Regions from separate parts of the Homo sapiens genome. Here region 1 is linked to region 2. A link is an interaction called in ENCODE POLR2A ChIA-PET data of the cell type or tissue named here. Cell type or tissue: MCF 10A. All regions are shown on one strand. Links, peaks and the distances in the headings refer to the core of each region. The heading gives the core; the rest is flanking DNA. Region 1 overlaps LINC00114 (long intergenic non-protein coding RNA 114). Region 2 overlaps ETS2 (ETS proto-oncogene 2, transcription factor).

Region 1 (8,336 bases), core at 24-8,023, 66 kb after region 2:
CCAGCAGCGAAGCACCCAACAGGCCTCAATTCTTATTTCTGCAGGTCGAAGCCCAGATCTCCAACTCAGACCTCCATTTGATGCATTGTTTGATCTTATTAAAGCTGTAAGTTCCCAGAACCATTTCCCACTTTGCAGCAAAAGCCACGTTAGCAGAGTCTTATCGTAACATGCCTGTCCATGATGCCATTTCATGATTTGTTGTTTTGAACGGATTGAGCTGAATCATTCGGATTGGCACTGTTTTCTCTTTCTGGGTCTGACTGGAGAGTCTGGCCAGGGTCTAATCAGTTGAATTCCGGTTAAGAAAGGACCTAGTCTCTTCTCCCTACAACTCTTCTTAAGATGCTTTTATCCCAAGAAAAATGGGCTTTTTATTTAATATAAACAGAAGCACACGTGAAAGTTTGAGCCTTTTTGCAAGTGTGAAACAAAGACTTCTATTTTTATCTTTTGCCAAACTTGACATTTTGTTGTGAGCCCTGGAAGGGGCTCCTTTTTTCAGAAGGGAGAGGCCCTCCCTGCCTGGTCTCCACAGCCTCTCAGGGAATGTGGTGTTTAATGATGAGTTATTAGATAGTCAGAGGCATTTGCGGAGCTGTATGGGAGTGCCAGATCGCCCTCTGATAATAAATTGAGCTAAAGTCTGTTGGCATCGCAGACAGGGCTGTGTTTAAGTGAAAATCTGAAACCTGACCAAGAATATGGAGCTAAAGTTTGAGGCCTCAGCCTCCAATGTCATTTTTCTGAACGACATCCAGCAGATATCGGATAAGCAGAAATGCCATTAGGAAAGCCCCAGGAACTACTCGCTGAGTAGACAGAAGATGCCTAAAGGCAGAAGGGATCTCCAGAGAGTTCAAGAAACTTCCAGGAATGGCTGGTTGGCCACATGAAATTAATGGAGACATCATGAAAAGATTTTCTTTGGTTTAACAAAATTGTGTCAGTCATGCATAGCTGTGTTCAGCTTTGGGGGTGCACAAAGGTGAGATAGACGTCACCACTGTTGTCAGGGGTTTACAGATGTGCGTGTGTGTGTGCATGTGTGTGTGTGGGAAGAGTGTCAGGAGGAAAGGACAGCAGAGGGATTTCTTTTGATCATAATACAAGGTAAGGTGGAAGGTATAATTCAGTTTAATATGGTTTTTCTCCCCACTCCCATCCCCTTTCCTGGTCAGTCTTTATTTTTCTTCAGGGCACAACCCATGTTCTGTTACATTATACATTCATTTGCTTATCATGTTGGTGGTTTCTTGCCCCAGCCAGACTGTACCAGGTACAGATGTTTCTTTATTCCTGGCACTCAGCGCAGTGTCTGGAATGCATTAGGCTCTGCAAGTCTGTGTCGGGTGAACAAATACTAAATACAGGAGAAATCCCCACGAAGGCACGGGACGAAAATTCCAGGAGTCTCACCCCTCAAAAGGCTGGGGGTTTGGTTCCTCCAAACCATGGGGTGGCATGGGCTGACAAAAAAACAAAATCATGTGGATCTTCAGGTCACATTATGAGAAATCAAATATTGTATTATCCAAAGATTGTTTCCAAAATCTTTGTTGGTTAAGTGATACAGGCACACAAAAAATGTTGACTGGGCATTGGGACATGAATGAAAGAGGAAATGCATTTACTGACTAAGAGAATTTGCTTGAAACTCTTGAGGGCTGTTTAATCTCTTTCAGCACAAAATCAATATGCCTATAAAGAGTTTAAAATATAATGGAACATTCTTAAAGTGAGAATTCAGTAAAATGAGCATTTAGTGTTAAGATGTACCAAACTGCATCTGGCAGGAGGAGTAAGATAAATTTCATTCCTCCCCTTTTCTTACTCTACAGGTTTGCACTCTTCAGGTTTTCTTTTTAAAAAACAGTATAGAATTAAACAGTGGAAGATGTTATCTATATTTTTAAAAACCAAAAGATTTAATTGTACATTTAATTAACACCAAAACTCAGGAAAATTGTAAGATATAGAAATATGTCATTTTGAAAACACTTCACTTGAGCACAGGAGTTCGATACCAGCCTGGGCAACATAGTGGGACCCCTGCTTCTACAAAAAATTTACAGAATTAGCCAGGCATGATGGTGCATGCCTGTGGGAAGAGTGTCAGGAGGAAAGGACAGCAGAGGGATTTCTTTTGATCATAATACAAGGTAAGGTGGAAGGTATAATTCAGTTTAATATGTTTTTTCTCCCCACTCCCATCCCCTTTCCTGGTCAGTCTTTACCTTTTACTTTACCCTGTGGTCCCAGCTACTCGGGAGGCTAAGGTGGGAGGATCACTTGAGCCTGGGAGGTTGAGGCTGCAGTGAGCTGTGATCATGCTATTGCACTCTAGTCTAGGTAACAGAGCAAGACCTCGTCTCAAAACATAATAAAAGGAAACACTAAAAATCCTAAACAACAACAACAAAAAAACCAAAACAGGAAACGCAACTAGTTAATAAGAAATAGTCCCAGCAACAATCTTTCCAAGGAAATGGAAATCAGTATATTGTATGTTTTAGTCTGGTGTGGTGGTGCAAGCTTGTAATCCCAGCTACTCGGGAGGCTGAGGCAGGAGAATGGCGTGAACCTGGGAGGTGGAGCTTGCAGTGAGCTGAGATCGCGCCACTGGACTCCAGCCTGGGTGAAAGAGCAAGACTCCATCTCATAAATAAATAAATAAATAAATAAATAAATAAATAAATAAATCTCCCCAAATAATATTTTAAAAAGAAAAATGGTCTGTAGTCCCAGCGTTTTGAGAGGCCAAGCTGAGAGGATTGCTTGAAGCTGGGAGTTCAAGACAAGCCTGGGCAATATAGCAAGACCCCCATCTCTACAAAAAATAATAATTTTACAAATAGCCAGGCATGAAGGCTCATGCCTGTAGGCTGAGGAGGGAAGATCACTTGGAGTTTAAGGTTGCAGTGAGCTTCACTGCGGTCCAGCCTGGGCAACAGAGTGAGATCCCAATTCATAAATAAATAAAATAAAATAAAAGACAGAAATGGATGACACTTGAAGATACCTGGCAAAGAACAATATTCAAATGGTCAATAAATATAGGGAAAGGGGCCCAGACTCTTAAGTAATCAGAAAAGTGCAAATTAAAAACATTGAGATTCCAAATACACTCACCAAGGTGGCTAAGATTAAAGGGAATATCCATGCCAGGGGCTGGTGACAATGGAGAGTGATGGAGACTCTCTCATATCATACATTTGGTTCTAGTCACTAAAGGAAGAGGTTTGGTATTATCTATTAAAGTGAAGATGTGCATTCCTTCTTTCATAGTAATTCCACTCCTAGGTAGATACTCAGCGGAAAAGCATGCCTATTTTTAGCACGAGACTTGTACAGCAATCTTCACAGCAGCAGTGTGTATAGCAGCTTTAGACTGGAAAAAACCCAACTGTCCATCAACAATGAAATGGATTCATGAAAATGTTTTTTAAAATATAATAAACAACTTCACTGCAGTGAAGAAATTGGACCACAGTTACATGAACATGAATGAACCTCATAAACAGAATGACGTGCAAAACAAGCCAGATACTAGAGAAAACATATCACAGAATCCCATTTATATACTTTAAAAAACAGACAGGGGCTGGGCGCGGTGGCTCACGCCTGTAATCCCTACACTTTGGGAGGCCGAGGCGGGTGGATCACGAGGTCAGGAGATCGAGACCATCCTGGCTAACACAGTGAAACCCCGTCTCTACTAAAAAATACAAAAAAAAAATTAGCCGGGAGTGGTGGCAGGCGCCTGTAGTCCCAGCTACTGGGCAGGCTGAGGCAGGAAAATGGCGTGAACCCGGGAGGCGGAGCTTGCAGTGAGCCGAGATCGCGCCACTGCACTCCAGCCTGGGCGACAGAGCGAGACTCCGTCTCAAAAAAACAAAACAAAACAAAACAAAACAAAAACAGACAGAAGTAAACTATAGTATTGAGGGGTCATGCTTAGGTGGGTATAGCTGAAGAAGAGCAAGGAAATCTACGTGCTATTCATTGAGCTAGACATTTCTGATTTGCACAGTTTTCTGTTTGGGAAGTATATTTCACAATAGAAGTGGCTAAAAATAACATAACCTCTATAACTTTTAAAAATACGAAGTTATTTGGGTCATTATTGGTGATTTAGATATAATCAGTGAGCAGGAGTAGATGAACTATCCCAGGTGCTTTGGTGAGGCTGGATTCCACCTGTGGGAGCTAGTTGTTATGTAACCATAGTGATAAGGAACACATTTCATTGGTTAAAATGGAGGGAAATTAACCAATCATCATAATCCTCATGTTTGCTACAGCACTTTTTTTTTTTTTTTTGCAATGACTAGAAGAGGAAGGCCAGGGATGAAATGTTTCTAATGTGTTTTAAAATTTAATGTGGCCTAAAGAAAAAGCGGTGTTACTGCAACACAACAGGAAATAGCTGAGGGAGCCTGTTAGCAAATTTTGAGCAACGGGTCGTTGCTGCCAAGGCTAAGAGGTGAAAAATGTGCCTTCTATGAGTCATTGACTCCACACAGTATGAAGCTAATAAACTACCACTGTGGCCAATGGGGAGTCTACATTCCGGGCAAATTTGTATAGGGTTTTTTCGCACGTGGGATGGTCAACAGACCCCAGGGAGAGTAAGTGTTTCTATTCTAATGATGGTGATGATAGACTATGGTGATCAAATTGACTAAAGCTGCAGGCAGCAGTCCTCTGCTTTGCTGGGATTACGGACCCAAGACCTATGTTTTATTATAGTAGCAAAAATAATCTATATGTGTATGGTTCTTTGTAGTTTACAAAATGTATTTGCATATATACATATCATTCTATTTTCAGCTATGTCGAGTAGGTAAATCAGCTATTATTACTCCCATCTGCCACACAATTAAACCAAGACTCAGGAAAATTAAGTGGTGTTGTTCAGAGTTACCTAGCAGGTACAGGTTAAGCATCCCAAATCCAAAAATCCAAAATGTTTCAAAATCTGAAATTTTCTGAGTACTGACAAGATGCTTTAATGATAGGTTCATTGGAACATTTAGATTTCAGATGTTTGGATTTGGGATGCTCAATTGGTAAGTATAATTCAAATATTCCAAAATCCAAAATAATCTGAAATCCAAAACACTTCTGGCCCCAAGCATTTCAAATAAAAGATGCTCAGCCTGTAATAGAATCAAGTCAGTCTACGGCACTTCAATTTAGTACTTGTTCCCCCTGATATAGGTGGTTCTCAATCTCTGATCCTTGGAGTTACTCCCAGGGGTTCAGAAACCTATAACAGAGATTAAATAACGCATACACTTACATGCCACCATTTTTATATGTATGCATTAATTTCATGCAATAAGACAAAATATTTTTAATGTTAATGAATTCACAGTGCCTTTTGTCACTCCATTTCTTAATAAGTATCACCACAAATATTTATTGAGCACCTACCATGTGCCAGGTGCTTTTCTAAAAGCTTGGAAACAGAAGTAAGGCAGAAAAGTCCCTGTCCCCTTGGAATTTATTTTCTTGTAAAGAATATAGTTGAGTGAATATTAAGTGAAAAAAAATTAAAGCAGCTTAAGGGAAGAGGGTGCCTACAGTGGAGTTGGGGGTGGAGACATCCCCTCCTCAAGAAAGTTGAGAATGACCCTGCACTCCACAGAGCTTCTCAAGGCACAAGTGGTGCAGGAAGAACATTTTATAAAAGTGAACATTCATTCATGATATTTTCGACCTCCACAAGTCCTAGATGGCGGGAGGGAGGCATCTATGGGGAAATTACTTTGTTAATGAAAGGCAATAAAGAAAGTCATCACCAATGACTTTTTTTTAAGAGACAGCATCTCGCTCTGTCACCCAGGATGGAGTGCAATCCTATGATCATAGCTCACTGCAGCCTTGAACTCCTGGAATCAAGGGATCCTCCCGCCTCAGCCTCCTGAGTAGGCAGGACCACAGGTATGTGCCACCACCCCTGGCTAACTTTTAAATATTTTTGTAGAGATAGGGTCTTACTTTGTTGCCCCCTAGGCTGGTCTCCGATTCTTGGCCTCAAGTGATCCTCCTGCCTCTGAAAGTGATTGGATTATAGCGTGAGCCACTGCACTGGGCAGAGCTTCTTTCTCTTGAATGAACCAGGACCATATTCATAGTTTGAAAAGATTGTGATATGCATTTAATAAAAAAGGGGCAGTTTATGGAATAATATTATCAAAATGCTTTTAGAGTATAGAAGGATCTCAAAAACATGGTCTTGGACGTCGTTTAATGATTACTGATTTTGGAGATGACATGTTCTGAAAAGTTCTAAATGTAAGACTTTATAAAAAACCTACTTAACAAAATGTCAACACTTGAAATCTTTGATTCCCTTGCCCAAGGAACTCTGACGGTTTCCCATGATAATGATTATACGGGTGACACCCAACTTGGCAATTTGCTCATAGCAGCCTAGAAGAGGAACTGCCTGCCAGTGAAATATTATCAAAGAAATGGATACATGTTAATTTTGTTTAAGAACGATTGAGTAGGGATCATCTTGGCTTTCAGCTAGAGATTTCTCCCAGCCAGAATTTTCTCCAATTACATAATAAATAATGGAGGCCTCATACTTTAGATTATTTCCACATTCATTTTACAAGCTATAGCTTGTCTTCTAAACGTAAAGCACATTCAGTTATAAACTGAAGCCCAGGGAACAGAATGTTCCCTGGACTTGGAAACACTATGTACTTTGCCTTCTTCTTCTTTTTTAATATTTTAGAGCTTGTTTAAACAAATTTAGCCCTGTCTTTAATTAATCCTAAAGACAAGAAAATGATAAACTATGCATTGCATTAAAGAGATAGAGAGAGAGAGAGAGAGAAACTTCACATTTTTAGCAAAATCAACTTGGCTTTTTCTTTTGAAGTTTTCCGAAATTGTCCATTGTGTGCCAGAGAGGCACAGGCACAGATTGGTCATGCAGTCCCTATTTCCAGAAAAGGCAACGTGAGCTGTCTGCCTGGTTGTGGGCCACCTGGCCTGTCCTCTGCACTGTCCATTCATTTCCTCTGCTCTCCCTCACTGCCCTCACTGCAGCCCCTCTGCCAATGACACCTGGCCATCTGCTTTTTCGAAAACAAAGGAAATGCATTTCTCCCACAGATACAAACAGCAGAATTGCCTTGGGAATTAGTGGCCCACTGTAGGTTGAGTATTGGGTGTGGTTTTCCATTTTGCCTCCCCATGGGGGCCTCCGAGAAAGCGTACCCACCCCTGGCGGGCGGTGGGTTCTAGTCCAGGGCTGATTTCTAGTCAGCTGTGTCCTGGGGAATCAGGTGGGACGCTGGGATGACAGCAGGAATGCAGAGGAGACCATCCTGGGAGGAAAGGGTGTCGCCACGTGTAGAGCGCTTCTCCCTGCAGGCCCTTGTGTGCACAGGGTCTGTCTGCTTCTCTCATGGGACCGTCACAAGGACATGGATTTGTGTGCCATCCCCACTTTAGATAGGAGGCCACCAAGGCTCCTGGGGGGAAAAGTGGCTTCATGAGTGGTAAGGGAGGAACAGGATCCTGCGGAGACTATACCTGAGAGATATCTGGAACCTGCACTCCTAGCCACTAATACCCCAGGTCGCTTATGTGTGTGATGTAAGTGGTGCTGGATGGAGACCTCTCTCCTCTCCCATCCCACCGGCCATGAGAAAGGCCCATCCCAGTGCCCAGCCGCAGAAGGTGTGGAATATGCAAGTTTCTGCTCTCCCTGCCTTCCCCTAAACATCACTCCTTTTGCTCACTGGGGTCTGAAGTGGCCCCACACAAGGACAGCTTTTCCCTTCAGAAAGGAGAGGAGGCAAAAATGCAAACAACTTGGCAACCAGGTTGTTCATATCCAACGTCGTGGCTTTCATCCCAAGAATCGTTCTCAAAGATGAGAACTGGATGGAGAGGCGCTATTCCGCTAAGGTGGAGGAACAGGGCTCGGAACAGAGAGAAACCACACAGCCCAAGGGCAGTGTCATCTCCTGCCACGCACAGCCTTCCTCCATCCAATCCATGCAGACTGACGCCTACCCTGAGCTCAGCCAGACCCCGGGAGGGAAGCTGCCCTTCAAAGTGCTCATGTCCAGGTGGGAACTGGAGCAACACAGCCCTCTCTGCAGAGCTTATGTGGGCTGAGGGGAGATTCTCGGGTGGATGCCTCCCTGTTTACATGAGGCAAAATATTAACCCTGGCTGTCAGGAGCAATGGGAGGGAGAAGAGAGAAGCCGGTGGCTTTGACTTGCGACTGTGGCAGGTGAAAATTCACCCCATCTAGCTTGCCAGGCCATGGGTGTGGACCAGGTCAGGTCTCCATCAGGGC
Region 2 (8,336 bases), core at 45-8,044:
ACAGATTGAATGCAGAAACAGAAGAATCCAGCTCTAATACTAAACCAGACATTAAAGAGATTTGCAAATGTGAAACAATGCCATGCTAACTTTTTAAAAAATAATTACTTTTTGCAAGAAAAAAATGCTGTTAATGCCAATAAGTAAAATTATTTTTAAATGAATTCTTTTAAAATTTACTTTAATTTCTAATATGGAAATTATTGATAGATATAACCAGTAGAGTGTTGGTAAATGTTTAACAATCAGCACTCTGGGGGAGAGAAGGCCCTGATTTGTAGTGTCTGCTGATTCCCATGGTGTAAATACTCTCATCACGCCCCATCTCAAGCTACCATTACTGATGCGATGATGGGAAGGGACATGTAGCTCTCGGGAGAACACAGTGAGCTGGCTCTAGCGCACCAATGAATATAAGCTTTTTGGCATACTCACTAATTTTGGAGCATGTAAAGAGAACAAATTTGAAAACAGGTGTCCTAAGACCACCATCACCTTACCAATGTCAGACTCCACTGAGGGGACAGAGTGTTGTGGCCTCAGTTCCAAAAGTACTTAAACCTCAAATTCTAATGTACTTAATATAAACATTCCAGAATCTCTCCTCTGTTATCTCTGCCAAGCTTCTGGCAAAGAAAGACATTTGAATCTTTCTATTATAACACTTTCTTAAAAGAATTTTTTGTTTTGAAAGAGAGCACTTTTTGGGAATTCTTTTAGGAAGGGCTCAAAGTTGATTCCAATTTGGGTTGTGGTTTCTAAGTGACTTGTGTATAAACCAGTTAAACAGAGACTTGCCGCTTGATGATGGAATGTTTTGAGTAGAGAATGGATCTGGGGTTAACATCCTTCCTCCAACTCCTTCATGCTGGGTGTGGAGAGGAAGAACGAGGACTATCACAAAGAATTTATATAAACAAAATACTTTATTATTGAGAGAGTAAAGGCCCAATTACAAAATTTTTATACTTAAGATCTGTTTATTACCATGCCAATGGTTTATAAGGACTGTAGTTTCCATAACTGTTAGGCTGAACCCCATGAAACTCCTTCTTTGTAGATAAAAGCCAGCCTAATATTGGCAATTTCACGTGGTTCAACCTCACATACAATGAGCCACTGCCTAGGATTCTTTTGGCAGCAAGATGTTCCCAGTCACATGTCTGTTTATATTATAAACAGATGTCCAAGTGATAAATACATCCCTCTTGAGAAAAACATCCTGTGCTTATGTATACTGGGAATGGTCTTTTGTGGGTATTGAGGCAGCGCAGCTCTGGCTTTGCTCTTCCCAGCTTGCCCGGCCACCCGATTCCTCAGTTTCATCACAGGAGGATTCTTTACAGATGTCAGCCACCCGTCCAAGGCCACGCAGCTAGTAAACAGACAAGCCTGTCGGACTTTGAAACCAACTTGACCGGGTCATTTATAAAGGCCGGGAATACACATGACTCAGGTGCTCTTTTGAAACGACTACAAAAGTCTCCATTTTGATCAAAACGTTTTCTCCGAATGAATGGCTCCGATGCTTTCTCTTTCCCATCTTAAGTCCCCGCTCTGTGCCTCAGAATAGTCTGTGTCCAAGAAAATAAGAATCACGTCATCTTGCTGTGGACACTGAGCAAAAAGGAGCAGCATGCTATTAAGATGGTTGAGACACACGAGTGAACAAAGATGGGACAAACTGTGCTTCGTTCAAGAGGTTTCATCAAGACCCCTACCGCCCCCCGTCCTTCAGCTCTGTACAGTAACTTTAACTTTACATAGAGCTGAGATAAAAATAAAGCTTTCTTACAAATTACATTTTTTTTCCAGTGAATTACTTTTGCAGTAAAAATAGCTGCTACATAAATCCCTCCTGATCTCTGAAAAGGAGTTGCATATTTCCAAAAATAATATTCTTATTTTAATCACACAGAAGAACGTGGAGCACAGGAAGGAAATGGCTGGGTGGTCAGAGAGAGGTGAGCTGTCGGAGAAACACAGTTAAACTAAAAAATAAAATCCATTTTGTGTATAAACTGACTTAAACGCATGCAAAGAAGTGGAAAACATATGCCATTTGTCAAGAAAAATACTGCTTTATAGCTTTTACTTTACAATTAAAGGAGAAAGCAGAGGCCAGATATAAGCCCAGATAATAACATTTAAGTTTCTCATAAAAACTCCCAAATGTACAAAGTCCTTGCCAGACAACCAAGGCAAGAAAACCCCCCAAAAACAAACAAACAAACAAACAAAAAAACACAAAAAGCAGGGATTACCCCCCACAGGCCTTATCCCTGTAAGTCTATTAAATGTAAATAATACATACTTTACAACTTCTCTTAGTCGGCCCTTGGCAGATTAAATCTTTGCAAAATTCCATATGTGCTATTGAAAAATGAAATAAAACCTCAGATGTCTGAATTCTTATTTCAAATACAGTTATATAATTATTTTAAATTACAATATACAATTTCTGTTAAATACAACTGTTAAGGGATTCTGAGAACAATTATAAGATTATAATAATATATACAAACTAACTTCTGAAATGACATGGTTGTTTCCTTCCCACCCTCCTACCCTCTCAAAGAGTTTTTGCATTTGCTGTTCCTGGTTGCAAAAGGCAAAAGAAAATCTAAAAATAGTCTGTGTGTGTCCACGACATGCTCGCTCCTTTGAGAATCTCAAACAGCCAGAACCATCCCGTCCCACGGACTGCCAGGCGCCAGGACGGCTTCCTGGTGCCTCTTTCTCGACCATTTTCACTTAAAAGCACTGTGAGTAGAATTAGCTGTGCCGTTGCTGCCACAAGGGAGGCAGCCTGGTCAAGAGGCGTGGTTTGGGATGCAATAAGGCCACTGCTTCTTGGCCACTTTCCTGGACATTTTCAATCCTGCCTTTCCTGGGTCCTCGGAGCAGCTGGTCAGGATGGGCTTCCCACTCAGTCCACGAGCCTGGGGCCGGCTCAGGGTGGTCCCGGCGACCTCAGTCCTCCGTGTCGGGCTGGACGCCCAGGATGGCGTGCAGTTCCTCGGGCGTGAACCCCAGCAAGTTCTGGAGGTCGCACACGAAGCGGTACACGTAGCGCTTCCCCGACGTCTTGTGGATGATGTTCTTGTCGTAATAGTAGCGTAAGCCCCGGCTCAGCTTCTCGTAGTTCATCTTGGGCTTATTTTTCCTCTTTCCCCACCGGCGGGCCACCTTTGGTGAACATGGATGGAAAAGAGTTAAACTCAATTTGTCAATGAAGAAAAAGTGAATGACATTCCTCCCTGATTATGATTCTGAGGCATGTTCACTCTAGAGAGAACTTGACACCTACACAAGGTCCGCAGGAGGACCTTTTGAGTACCTCTGAGTACCTTTGAGTACCTATGGTAGGGGCACTGTGTCCCCAAGGGGCAGAACCACTGGGGAATGAGGTCCCTGCTCCCTGGCCCCAGCTCAGTGAAACCTCCTGGGAGCCAAGGGTTCAGAGCCAGGAGGGTCCTGAGACCAGGGAAAGGTGGTGTCACCCACCCTCCAGGCTGGATATTCCAACTACTGAAGTTAACAGGTGCCGAGTGGGATTCTGAGCTGTGTGATATACTCATTCCTCAATGCTTGTCTCCCAAGGGAACTGGAGGCGGGGTGGGAATGGTGACAGATTACGCTCCCCAGTGCCAGAGACCAAGGGCTTCTCTCTAACGCTTTTCTGGCGGGGTTGGTATCCCACCTGCCCTTGGCCTTCTCCTTTAGACAGGGCTCCTGGTTCTAACTCTGCAGGGCTGGGGTCAACACTGCTGGGCTCAGCTAAGGAGTGGACAGAAGGCTGGCTCGGGGCCACATGAGGCTTGTTCCCCCGATGGACAAGGGCAGCCTTCCTAAGGCATTTTCAGATGGTCAGCAGAGAACCTCAGTTTGCAGCTTGGGCCTCTTGATCAGACAACTGATCAAGACAGTGAAATCTGTGCAACGCCCTTGTATGAAGCATACCCAGAAAACACTGTACACGTTTATCAACAAAGCAATGACTCCACTTCCATTTTCCCAACAGCCAAGGATGCCTCACGTGGAAAGATTCTCAGCAGTACTGGTGAACCCTTTTTTGTGCCCAAAGAACTGAGTTTTTGAATGCAAGCAGGAAATCAGGTTTTCAAGCCCAGAGATTTCCCAGGGCTCTGGCCATACCTCATCGGGGTCGGCGAGCTTAAACTCCCATCCGTCTCCAGTCCAGCTGATGAATGACTGGCAGGATTTGTCTGATAGCAGCTCCAGGAGAAACTGCCACAGCTGAATAGGTCCACTTCCTGCGGGGAGAGGGAGGGAGACGGATCATACCCTTTCACAGATGTAAAATACAGCAAGTCTTTAACCATCCTAATTGTACATGCTGATTTAGGAATGCAGACCCAACTCTCTGAATGGGGTTCCGATGTTACACTCAGGGTGGCACTCAAGGTGTTGGTGACAGTACTAAGTGCTTTAACGGGATGGGGCGGGGCACCAAATGTGAGTTCCTGCTCCACACTGCCTACTCCTAGAAAATAAGGTCACTAGGCGAGACACTCTTCCCCTTGATTGCTAGGTTTGTTCTTTCTGGAAGAAAGTTTAGGGCCACCAACTCTTGGCATTAAAATTCCCCATCTGGTTTAATTGTTCCTTATGTAAAAACCTTCAAGGTTTTTTTCTAGAAACACCCAGTGGGGCAGAGATGGGGGTGGCTGAGGGGGTGTTTCATCACAGAATGAGGCGTGTCATACGTGGGATCCCATGCCACCTTCCTGCCAAATGACCATGTGTAAATTGCTTAATGTGAGCCCGGTTTACTCAATAGCCACGCGGGGTCACACCCGTTGCCTCACAGCCTCTGTCTGGTGAAGCATGCTTTGCCAAGAGCTTCTCGTCCACCTGTCCTCGATTGACATTTAGAACTACCACCTTGCAAAGCAGGTGTCAGTGTGGTTCTGTTCTAAAGAGGAGGGATAAGATGCGGCTCAGAGGCCAGGTGCCTTGTCCTGGATCACACGCCCATCACAGCAAACAGGAGAAGAGCCTAGATCTTCCGACCCTAAGCCCAACCTCTTTCTACCAAATAGCTCTTCCTCAGAAACGCAATGGCCGTTATCAATAAAGCTTTGCTGTAAAGCACGGGACAGGCATTCTAGAACCAGAGCTGTGTGAGCACCGATAGCTGTCTGCCTGTGAGCCAATTTCCCCATCTGTAAAATGGCCTCATACCACCCCCATGCCAGGCTGTCCTACAGACTGTATGCCTACTTAACTACAGAGTTGGCAGTCAATAAACAGAAACTTATGTTACTATTAAAATGAACCACACTAACGTTATGGCTGTTTATTCTTCTCAGGCCCTAAACTCCCAATAATGAAACCGATAATGGCTTTCACACACTCTTTCCGTGTATTTTAATACGTTTACGTGGCTGATTGTTCTTAGATGACAGAAAAAGAATGAATGCCTCAGTATCCTTATTTTAAACTTATCAGATTTTTTTAAGTTAGGTAATTTCAATCCACAGTGGCTCCATATGGTTAAAAAAACAAAAACAAAAACGCATTTAAGGATACACGAAGCAGTGAAAACAAAGCCCCAGTATTTTCGCTAAAGTACTGGAAATACCTGTTTCTAAAAACAGCTTTATATTTGTCCACTGCCTAGAATAGCTCTCACCCAAACCTCAAAAATAAGAGCAGATAGATTTTAGAAGCAAGAAAAGGTAAACAGTGCCCATATTATTTGAGACTGGCTCTGCTGCCCCTCCCTAAGCCAGTTTACATTCTTTGAGATTCTTGGAGTGGGTGAGTCAGGGCTGAAGACTGCACAGGCCATGTCCCCTGCTCCAACTATTCCTCAGAACGTCCCAGGTGGAGGGAGTGGCCTGTCAATTTTCACTCATTCCATGGAGCTCTGTGTACATGAAAATTCCTCCAAGTGTGGCTTTTGTCGAATTCAGAGATACAGCAAGCCACGCATAAAACATGGAGTGTAGAGCACTGGTGTACCTAGCTTAGAAACACCCTCGGTGAATGTGGTACTGTGGCTCGAAAGGAAGCAAGGGACAGGACCCAGGAGACTGGGCGGCCAGGCTCTCGGAGTTCCACACACACCTGTGAAGCCGGCCAGCACAGCTGCAGGTATAACTGGTTTGCCTTGCTCCACTGGGTCACTCCTCTCTTGGATGTAATCCTTGAAAGACATGGTTGGCTTATTGAGGCAGAGAGACTGGCTGCAGTCATCTTCGAAGCTCTCGAAGGAAGGAACCCGTTGCACATCCAGCAAGGACGACTGGCTGTTCCAGGACTGGAGGAGGGAGTCTGAGCTCTCGAAGCTGTCCGCACCGTTCTCAGGGGAGTCGTGGTCTTTGGGAGTCCCTGGCAAAGACAACCAAACACATACTTTGATTCCTCCAGGACACAGTTGGTCTTGGGCACGACCATAGCATCACCAACCACTACCAGTGCAATCATGCACCTGCTGGTGTAGAACCACTCAGACTTCTCAAAATGCTCTCTACTCAGGTGCTTATTCCTTAGGGTAACTATACTACACAAATCCTATCTTCCATCAACAGTAGAATGAATAAAATTCTTATAATGGAATACTATACAGCGATGAAAAAGAACACATGGCTGCTACATCCAACAACATGCATGAATCCCAGACATGATGAGTAAAAGACAAACACAAAAGAAAACATGCCTTATGATTCCATCTATGTAAAGTTCAAGAAAATCAAAACCTAATCCGTAATGATAAAAGTCAGAATCGTTCCCTTCTGTCGGGGGGACATTATTGATGGGAAGGGGTACGAAGGAATCTTCCAGGCTACTGGAAACTTCTCTATCTCCATCTGGATGGTTATTACATGGGTATACATACATACACAAATCCAACCAGCCACATGACCTGAGACTTGTGCACTGTATTTATGTTACATCTCCATAAGAAGAAATGTCACATTCCTGCATCGCCTCCATAAATATCCCAAAGTGTGGAGAAATCTGGCTGTAAGAGCAGGGACTGTTTTGTTTACTCAATGCCTGCAGTACCTGGGCCAGTGCCTGAAACATATTAGGGGTATGCTTGTTGGAAATCCACTTAGAACATGGGCTTTGACCCCCTTCTCTAATGGCTGAATCCAGGAAGTATTTATTAAGAGGTTCATTATGGCTCTGGGGTTCTCAGAATCAAAGCAACAGCCTTGTTGAAAGATGCTTCCAATCTTACCAGAATTGTTGGTGAGCAAATTCAAGTTGCTGCCTGGGAAGTCCTGACTGACAGAGCAGTAGGTGACGCTGACGGAGCTGAGCCGAGACTTGGGGAACATCTGAAACTCCTGCTCAGAGCTGAGTACGCTGGGTGTGGAGGCCGGACACATGCTGTCCAGGAGGCCGCCTTTGGGGTAATTCTGTGTCTGCATTCCATAGGGCGCCTGCTCTGTGCCAAAACCTGGAACAGAACAATCGGACGGCAGAGCTCTTAAAGTCAGTGTTACCCCAGTAACTAACCCCTACGAGCAAATGACAGGTGAGCACTCCGCACACTCCAGCCCTCTGCAGAACCTCAGTGGAGACCCGGGCTTTGGTGGGGGTCTGTCACCAGGCCTTCTTCTCAAACCATTCAGCTTCTCAACCAGCAGCCCTCTGCCAAAATGACTGCAGCCTCTGCAGGCAGGACTCAATGTTCCTATTTCTACAACCCTAGTGCTTTCATGGGACCTTCAGGAAGACAGGGCTCACTGGCTCTTTTAGCTTCCGAGGAGAGTAAGGCTCAGACAGACCAAGTGACGTGTCATGTACTGTGTGATTCATAAGGGCAGAACCAGGCCATGAACCCTGTGTGCTGAGGCACAGCCCACTCTGCTTTCTGCTCCTTCATCACACCGCTCCTGTCTCTGTTCATTGCAGAATAATTTATTTTCTGGAGAGGGAAGGAAGCTCTCTGACTCTGATTCAGGTTCAGGCAGGCACAGGGTGTCCCACTGTCATGTTCAGAAAGACCTCCTGAGCAGGAAGCCCCCAGTGGGGCAGAGAGGTGGGCTTCACCGGGTCTGAATGGTGGAGCTGGGGCCAGAGAGAAAACACTGGGCCGGACCAACACCACCCAAGCCTGCTGTTCCGAGGACCCCTCCCTCGCTGGCCTGGCCAGACCCTGTGCCCTCCCCAGTATCAGCAACCAGAAGAAAGGACCCAGATTCCATGACAGCTCTTTAAGCTCCCAAGTTCAGAGCCAGTTTACAAATTGCTTTTCACGCACTCTGTGCCTGCCGCCTCTTGTTTGCTACACTAAACCAACATTACTGGTGACTGCGGTAATCAGCTCACTTCGTTCTGCTCCTTGCTCTAAG

What was found. ChIA-PET counts read pairs that join two places held together with the same protein. Peaks named below come from ENCODE experiments on the same cell type or tissue, not always from the same donor. Only the 100,000 strongest peaks of a DNase experiment are listed, where the experiment ranks them.
Region 1: POLR2A ChIA-PET joins it to region 2 with 25 read pairs; 4 of 35 experiments call an interaction of 5 or more read pairs at or near these places.

What each region holds. Positions count from the first base shown.
Region 1 is chr21:38,751,973-38,760,308 of GRCh38, reverse strand. The region is part of intron 1 of LINC00114 (long intergenic non-protein coding RNA 114); the gene reads left to right. Among named protein-coding and RNA genes, the nearest start is that of LINC00114, 17 kb to the left of the region's middle. In MCF 10A, for the core only: no CTCF peak of the experiment used is centred there; a DNase peak (open chromatin) is centred at 4,468.
Region 2 is chr21:38,817,527-38,825,862 of GRCh38, reverse strand. ETS2 (ETS proto-oncogene 2, transcription factor) reads right to left here. Exons shown (of 10, transcript NM_005239.6): 7 at 7,217-7,438; 8 at 6,097-6,360; 9 at 4,159-4,277; 10 at 908-3,189. The coding sequence ends at 2,974. Among named protein-coding and RNA genes, the nearest start is that of ETS2, 16 kb to the right of the region's middle. RefSeq lists an enhancer at 2,925-3,462. In MCF 10A, for the core only: no CTCF peak of the experiment used is centred there; DNase peaks (open chromatin) are centred at 4,802, 5,812 and 7,782.